Regions from separate parts of the Homo sapiens genome. Here region 1 is linked to region 2. The links are chromatin contacts, found by Hi-C in ENCODE. All regions are on one chromosome and are shown on one strand. Each heading gives the region's core, a stretch centred on a gene start or an enhancer-like site at or near the end of the contact. The rest is flanking DNA. Distances are from core to core; before and after follow the strand shown.

Region 1 (4,226 bases), core at 298-2,797, 150 kb after region 2:
AATTCAAATTTGGACTGTGAGATTGGTAGAATTACATCAGTTGAATGCACAGCTTTGTCATGCCTCTTTGGAGAAAGTTAAGGTACTGATAGAGTAAGATGTGGAAGGCCAAGTGTGGTGGCACATGCTTGTAATCCCAGCACTTTAGGAGGCCGAGGCGGGCAGATCACCTGAGGTCGGGAGTTCGAGACCAGCCTGACCAAAATGGAGAAACCCTGTCTCTACTAAAAATACAAAATTACCCAGGCGTGGTGGCGCATGCCTGTAATCCCAGCCACTCCGGAGGCTGAGGCAGGAGAATTGCTTGAACCCGGGAGGCGGAGGTTGTGGTGAGCAGAGATGGCGCCATTACACTCCAGTCTGGGCAACAAGAGCGAAACTCCATCCCAAAAAAATAAATAAAAATAAATAAAAAATAAATAAAAAAGATGTGGAATGGGGGTATATGAGAAGACCTAGAGAAATCACCAATCTTTCTGTGCCAGCCAAAGCAACTCTCCTCCTTGGACTGTTGGCTCTCTTTATTTTTTGCTCAAAAGACACTGTAACTCTCTTACCCAAAAGAGTTACATGGAAAGAAGGAGTCTGTCCTTTCTCTGCACTGCAGCATCTCTCCCTTGTCTACAGGATCTGACCTAGAATACCTGTGGGGGAGGCGGGGAGTAAAAAGTCAAACCGGGAGCAGAAGGCATGTATAACAAATGATTTGCAAGACCTTGCTAATTTACACCTTCAAAACCGAGGAATATGTGTGGGAATGAATTCTGTACGTTCTTGACCAAGGGGAAACGAACATAATTTCAGACCAAGTTGAAGTCCCTGGTAATGATGCACTTAGTAGAGACTCCAGATTCTGTTGCTAGCTCAGAGCAGCTGGGAGTAGACACCGTTGTTTGTTCAGTTGGTTGACAGAAATCTGGACTCAGTGGTGGCCAATATTAAACAGAGTTGAGATGTCATAAATTCCTTGATACCGAGTAAAGGAAAGAATCCAAAGACTCTGAGAGATAGGAATGCTGGAGTGAATTTATCATGTGCAACTAACCCTATCACTCCCTGACTATGTCTCCGAGGAAAGCTTAGAGGACATACCCTTTGCCAAAGTATTGAGAAATACCTTGATGAGGGTAACACCAGAAACTGCTATCTGGAGGCTAGAGATACTGATGGGAGGTGGGATGACATGGGCTCCCTGAATTCAGTGGCGAGGAGGGTCCCAGGGCCACACCACAGCTCTTCAATGGCAAACGTGGAAGCTGAAGGGGGAATCCTCCCTGTTTCACCCTTGGGGACATGTGGCTTTAATTCAGCCACTGAGATCTTTCAGTCCAGAATTCTAAATCCTAAGCAAGTAAAGCAAAGATGACAGATGATGAGATTGTCTCAAAGGACCTTAGGGTAAAGACCCAAATACACTACTCTCCTTAATTTGACTTTTGATATCTTACAAAGCTGAACATGATCAACCCCTTACTTATTTGTCCACTTTCATCTTGCTCCACTCTCCCACTCATCCACCGGGATCCAACCACGTTGGCCTTGTTTCAGTTCCTTAAACTTGCCCAGATATCTCCCTTCTCATGGCTTTGATAGACACCATTTACTCTGCTTAGAATATTCTTCCAGCTCTGGCCTGGCTAACTCCGCTCATGCTTCGGGTTTCAGGAAAAATAGCTCTGTCTTTTGAGGCCTTTCCTATTACACTTTATTTATTTTCCTTTATAGCTCTTATCAGAATGTTAATTGCCTTTTAATTTGTATATATTTCCTCATATATATATATATGTATATATACACACACACACACATATATATGTGTCTGCTCATGACCCTCCAGGTTTTCTGCTGTGTTCTGGCTATGTTTGCTGTTGGTGACTTCTAAGAGAGGACCTGACAGAGATGGTGCTCAGAATGATTTGCTACATGGATGCTGTGTATATGATGCTTTGATTGATTGTTTTCCCTCACTGTATAATGAGAACACCTTTTTCCATCAATAAATATAAATCTATAAAGTCATTTTTAATGAAACCACAGTATTCTACATAGGGGTAATGATAATAACAATAACCGTCTTTATTTAAACATTACTTTCTGCCAGGCCCTTTTTTTAAGGGCTATACATGGATAACTTATTTAATCTTCCCAAACCTTATAGGGTAAAAATGTGTATATTCCTATTTTACACAGGTGGGAACTGAGGCATAAAAAAAATTAGGTAACCTTCCTCAGAGTCTCATAGCCAGTGTCATGTGCAGCCAAGATTTGCACCAAAGCATTTTTGTTTTGTTTTATTTTTAGTTGAGAAATAGCACCTAAGCATTTTGCCTTCAGATCTTGTGCTTTAATCTCAGTGTTACATGGCACATAAAATTCTATTTCATTTAACCAATCTCTTAAGGGTATATATTTAGGTGTTTTCTAACTTTGGGCCATGGTAAATACTGGAATTAACTCTCTTATCTCTGAGCAATTATCTGATCATATTGGAAAATATTTTGCCAAATTTCTTACCAGATTGAGCATTTTCCATCAGCAGAATGAGACTGCTCTTGCCCACACGCTTTATGCTTTTCAATATTTAGGGCTGACAGATTTAGCAAATAAAAATACAGGATGCCCAGTTCAATTTGCATTTCAGATAAGTAACAATCTTTTGGTGTGTGTCCCACGCAACATTTGAGACACATTTCTGCTTAGTACAAGTATGTTCCATGCGCTGTTTGGGACACACTTATACTGAAAAAAGTATTCTTTGTTTATTTGAAATTCAAATTTCAATTTAAACTCCAGTGTAACTGGGTGTCCTGTGTTTATCTGGTAACCCTAAGGAGAAAAGAGTACTTCATTTAAATTTGTCTGTCTATCTTTCCTTAACTGGCCTTTGCAAAATGATTTATGAAGCAGTGGCTAAATGCTGGCAACTGTGACTGTAAAAAGGAATACATAATTCCTGACATCAACTAGTGCACTGTCTAGTGAGGAAAATGGACACATCGTTAAGTCTAGTGCAAGGTGGCAAGGACAGTGATTGAGAGGTGTGCAGGGGTTTCAGGGAAGAGCATCTAACACCAGATACAGGAGGCAGAGAAGGATTCCTAAAAGGCTCCTAAAGAATAAATAGAATTTAGCAGCCGGAAATGGTAGCTCACACCTGCAATCCCAGCACTTTGGGAGGTTGAGGCAGGCAAATCACTTGAGGTCAGGAGTTCTAGACCACCCTGTCCAACATGGTGAAACCCTGTCTCTACTAAAAAAAAATACAAATAATTAGCTGGGCATGGTGGTCCACACCTGTAGTCCCAGCTACTCAGGAGGCCGAGGCAGGAGAATCGCTTGAACTCGGGAGACGGAGGTTGCAGTGAGCCGAGATTGCACCACTGCACTCTAGCCTGGATGACAGAGTGAGACTCTGTCTCAAAAAAATAAAATAAAATAAAAATGGCAGTTAGCCCAAGGGGTGGTGGAGTATTTCAGCAGATGAGAGTCATATAATCAAAAATTCACCAGCAGCATGGACATGGAGGCAACCACCAGCAGTTGATGTTGCTGTAGCCCGAAGTGTGGGGCAGAGTGAAGAGAAATGAGACTGGGGGTCAGTGGGAGCCAAATCATGAATATAGTTCATCTTTTGGGTTGTGGTACTGAATTGAACATGATTGTAAGCAGGACCATGTCAGGGACATCCTCTCTTGTCCTGATCAGCTACCACTGTCTTCTGTGTCTTGCTTCCAGTGTTCTCTCTTCCAGGAACCTTTCCTCACCACCCTTTGGTGACTTAGGTGCCTCTCCTCAGGGCTGGTCTAGGACCCTGAGCTTGTTTTGTCAACATGTGACCACCTTGTGTCAGAAATGCCTGTTTACTGTCTTCCCCACAGCCTTCCTGAGGACAGGACTAATGTCTTCATCAGCTCTGTAACCTCAGCTTCCAGTTCCCTTTGGTTTTCCTGAATCCTGGCTATTTGCATTGGTGGGTGCTACATTAGTGACGCCCAGGCAGACCATGTTCTCTACTACTAAATCGTATTCTATCTCTGCAGAACCCCAGATGGCTTCCAGTGCCCAAACCCTACTGTCAGTAGCTTCCCTAGAGCTGATAGCCCTCAGTTAATTCCAAGGCCCAGAAATGAACCTTCTCATGGCCCCCCACCAGTCCTTGCCCCCTGGGAAACCGTTTGGGGTGTCCATTGTCCAGCAACTTTTACTGTATTATCCCCCTATCTTTC
Region 2 (4,081 bases), core at 1,174-3,673:
AGAATTTCTCAACCTCAGAACTATTGACATTTTGGGCCAAATAATTCTTTTGGGGGGTGAGTTACTGTGTGCATTGTAGAACATTCAGCAGCATCCCTGGCCTGTACTCACTAGATGCTAGTAGCACTCCAAAGCCCCAGTGGTGACAACCAAAAATGTCTCCAGACATTATAAAATGTCCTCTGGAGTGCAAAATCACCCCCAGTTGAGAACCACTGCCCTAGATTCCAAACCATGGAGGTTTGAACATGAATGGTTCTCAGTAAATGCTTATGAAAGGAAGGAAAGAGTTTGGCTTAGGCCCTTTTAAGTTTGAGACAGTAGTGGAATATATAATTAATGATATTCTTTCAGCATTTGGGAATAGAAGCACAGAGTTCCTTTGAAAGCTCAGAACTAGAGATTGATATTTGAATGCCACTGGCATAGAATCAGCTAATAGGCATTTCTTGTGTTACATAATGTTTTGAAGTCCCGAGTCAGATAGGAGTTGGGATCCAACCACTAGCCTTACCATTGTAAACTGTCACTGTAGGTGAGTATTTTAACCCTTTTGAGCTTCAGTTCTCTTGTTCTGTAAAATGGGGGTAATAATTATAACTCGCATGGGGTTGCTCTGAGGATAAGTTAGACAATGCATGTAAAGTGGTCATTTGAAAGCCTGGAATGTAGTAAGCACTTAGTAATAGTTCAGCATTATTATTAATATTGTGATTAATAATAATGATTAATTTTTAATCCATTCAGAGGTCATGACAGTGTTAGTTCCATTTTATAGACAGGTTGTGGTTAGAATCTGGATCTGCTAGGCTGGGCACAGTGGCTCACGCCTGTAATCCCAGCACTTTGGGAAGCCGAGGCTAGTGGATCACCTGAGGTTGGGAGTTTGAGACCAGCCTGACCAACATGGAGAAACCCCGTCTCTACTAAAAATACAAAATTAGCCGGGCATGGTGGCAGGTGCCTCTAATCCCAGCTGCTCTGGAGGCTGAATCAGGAGAATCACTTGAATCCGGGAGGTGGAGGCTGTGGTGAGCCGAGATTGCGCCATTATACTCAAGCCTGGGCAACAACAGTGAAATTCCATCTCAAAAAAAAAAAAAAAAAAAAAAAGAATCTGGATCTGCTTAATTGCTATCTTTCCCTGGATCATATTCATCTCACATAATGCACACAGCATCTCACTTCCCAGAAGGATCTTCACCTTTTCATCTGGAAACTGAGTGCTAACTGCCTACGGCAAAAATTCCTTTTCAATTGGTAAATAACATCTTCTTCTATAACTATCATTGGGAAACTCAGTAACTGCTTATTAAGTGCTTTGGGTAAATAGATGGAGGAGATATTGTATATAAGACACCTGTGTTGCCAAAACAAAGCACCTGCCTGTTTGTAGCTTACTAAACCACAGGCTCAAAGATTCTGTCCCTCAGGCTTTAGGAAATGAATTCATAAGTTTAGCAACCATTGGCATTAGCTCCAGGCAGCGTTTGATTTTTGGAGTAGAGCAGCATGAGCAGAGGCTGTGGCCCAGAGCAGAAGCTGGGGCAGAAGCCCAGGGACAGGCCAACAGGTGGGTGGGGGAAGCTAACTTCCTCCTGTGAGAGCTAATCGGCTGAGGGCATCCAGCAGGCCAATGCAAAATGAGTCTCCTGCCCTTAGAAAACAAATACCAGACAGGTCAGGAAAATTTAGCCCCAAACCAGTTCTGTCACCAACAAACTGGTTGACCTGGGAAAAGGCATTTAACCTCTTCAAGCTTCTGTTTATTCGTTGGCAAATGAGGGCATGGGATGAAATCGGTGGTACTCAATCACTGCTCTGGCACATCGGAGGTGGAACACGACTAGCCTACATGGTGCAGGATTTTTGTAGTAATTACTAGCCATCAAAAATGCCTGACAACTCATACATATACCTGAAAAACAGTGTTGGGGTTGGGGGTTGGTTTTCTTTTTATCATATTAGGTTTCTGTTATTTGATAGATTGGATTATTCAGTTCATTCATTCATTCATTCATTCATTCAAATGTTATTGCCTGAGCATGCTATGTGCTGGGCCTGTCCTGGGACCAGGTGCTGCCTTTGCTTTCAAATGGGGTTTACCTGGAACCAGTTAAAATTCCTAGGTCATAGGAGGTGACATGATACCTTTTCTCCTCCAAATAAGAATCGCTGAATCTGATATGACTGTGGGTAATCTGGTCATGGAAATCCCTGCTTCCCAATCCTTACCACTTCTACCGACCCCCATTCCTACTGGCTAGGAAATTCTCTAGGCAATTATCAAAGTTCCCCCAGCCCCCACCGGGTTCCTGCAGACGCCGAGGCGTCTACTAGGTTTGCCTTCTGATTCCTGTAGGTGGAGCCAGATCCCCCGGCTGAGAAGCCCTGGGCCTGCTCTCTGCGGCGGCCGCCGAGCGGTAGGTTTGCTCTCCAGCTCTCTTTTCCTCCTTCTCCCTCTCTCATGTGCGGTCTCCCTCAACATCCAAACCAACCGAGTGCGTCTGAGGTGAAATCGTGCCAGACTTAGAGACGGCTGCCAGGTTTCTCTCAAGTCTTGGCTTAACAAAAGAAAGCAAATTACAAAAATGGAAATTTTCAAACTAGCGTTCAGTGGTATTCAAATCGACGTTTGGGTAGCGCACAGGCACAGACCGCATTCGTGCTATTTTGTGATTAAAATGATACCAAAAATACCTCCTTGCTTTGGTTTTCGTCTTCGAAAACGACTTCTTTCCTTCTTCTAATTTCCCCCTTACTTTTGGGAGCGGCAAACCCCTGACCACTCTAGAATTGCTAACATTTGGACCGGCGTCTGTTGAAATCTTGCCTCTGCTGACTTTTTTTTTTTTTTAAGAGTTGAACTTTAAAAATGTGTGCACTTTGCAGCCTGGGGAAATACAGATAAAGAAGTTTCTAGGCACTTTCCCAGGAAGTTCTGTGTTTTGTGTGAGGAACTACAAGTTCTATGACAGTGCATAAATCGTCTTTACGTCTCATCTTGATACCGGGAGCAAACCTGAATGCGCGTCTTGCCAGCATGCATGCTACCTCGTTCTCCTTTGAGCATGAATTGTGTGCTCTGTCTCATGCTTTTAAAACATGGGTTTAAGGTGGCCATTGAGTTGGATCTTGAATGATTTTACTTAACATGAGGTTTTATAAAGAGCTTGATTGACCACGTCCTGCTCGATTATTTTTGCGGTTGCTAGACAAGGCCCTGTCCCACGTGGGTTTGTGAGAAAGGTGCTCTCATCATCACCCCACCCCCAAGACTGCACTATTTCTTTCCTTGGAAGCGTTGACTGTCTCCTTCTTACACAGCTGTGTTTGCAGTGCCTGGAGACAGGTGGGGGAGCAGTCTTGGAGGCCGAAGCTGCCAATTCCTTCTCTAAGGACTGTCTGAATAGCTATTAAATTTTAAAGCTCACACGCACGCACACACTTGTTTTGTTTGTTTTTGGTGGTGGTCACTCACTGTGCCTTCCCGTTTGTTGTACAAGGGCAGCTGCACCAGTTTGCCAGAGTGAGATTAAATGTCACAGACAGACATTCTATTGTGTGCATTCGCCAGCCCACCTAAGCATCACCTTGGGCCACTGCCATGTCTTTCTAGGTGCCTCAGAAAGCTGGGTCCTGTAGCATTGGCGGAGTTGTGGGACTGCTTATGAATTTCGGGAAAGAGGTTCTCCCATCTGGATAGGTAAACTTAAAGCTCCCACGAACACTGCAATACTCAGGCAGTAGTCACATCAAGAGGTTCTTGTTGGTTTGGGCCTACACGAATTAGGATTCTCTACCTGGCACAAGTGACTGTGGACAAATCAAGCTGCTAGTATTTTTCAGATTTCAGAATAGAGGGATGACATTTTAATCTGGAATCAGATACCCTGCTCTTTTTACCCTTTAGCCCCAAATACCCAGTGCTCTTCAGGACCCTCGTGCCTTTGCTTGTGCTGTTTCTTCCTCTGGGAATTTCTCCCCCATCCTCTTCTCTGCTTAGTAAACTCTTGTTGGTCTTTCAAGGCTTGTCTCAAATACAGCCTCTTTGAAATCTTTCATAGCCGTGCCCATGCAC

What was found. Hi-C counts contacts between places; a loop is a spot of excess contacts on that map. Pooled maps may share reads with other maps.
Region 1: a loop to region 2 is called in a map of esophagus muscularis mucosa, with 2.3 times the contacts of the local background. The contact joins two enhancer-like sites. A Hi-C loop is called at or near these places in 4 of 168 maps with a recorded cell type or tissue (PC-9, Right ventricle myocardium inferior, esophagus muscularis mucosa and 1 more) and 4 of 50 pooled maps.

The regions. Positions count from the first base shown.
Region 1 is chr1:61,488,450-61,492,675 of GRCh38, reverse strand. No RefSeq gene overlaps it. Among named protein-coding and RNA genes, the nearest start is that of TM2D1, 230 kb to the left of the region's middle. Within about 2 kb of position 1,547, at least 3 of the 41 ENCODE cell types and tissues checked have a DNase peak (open chromatin) inside an H3K27ac peak, as active enhancers do.
Region 2 is chr1:61,640,198-61,644,278 of GRCh38, reverse strand. All of the region lies in intron 2 of LOC107984964 (a long non-coding RNA gene), which reads right to left. Among named protein-coding and RNA genes, the nearest start is that of TM2D1, 83 kb to the left of the region's middle. RefSeq lists enhancers at 2,266-2,315, 2,526-2,575. Within about 2 kb of position 2,423, at least 22 of the 41 ENCODE cell types and tissues checked have a DNase peak (open chromatin) inside an H3K27ac peak, as active enhancers do.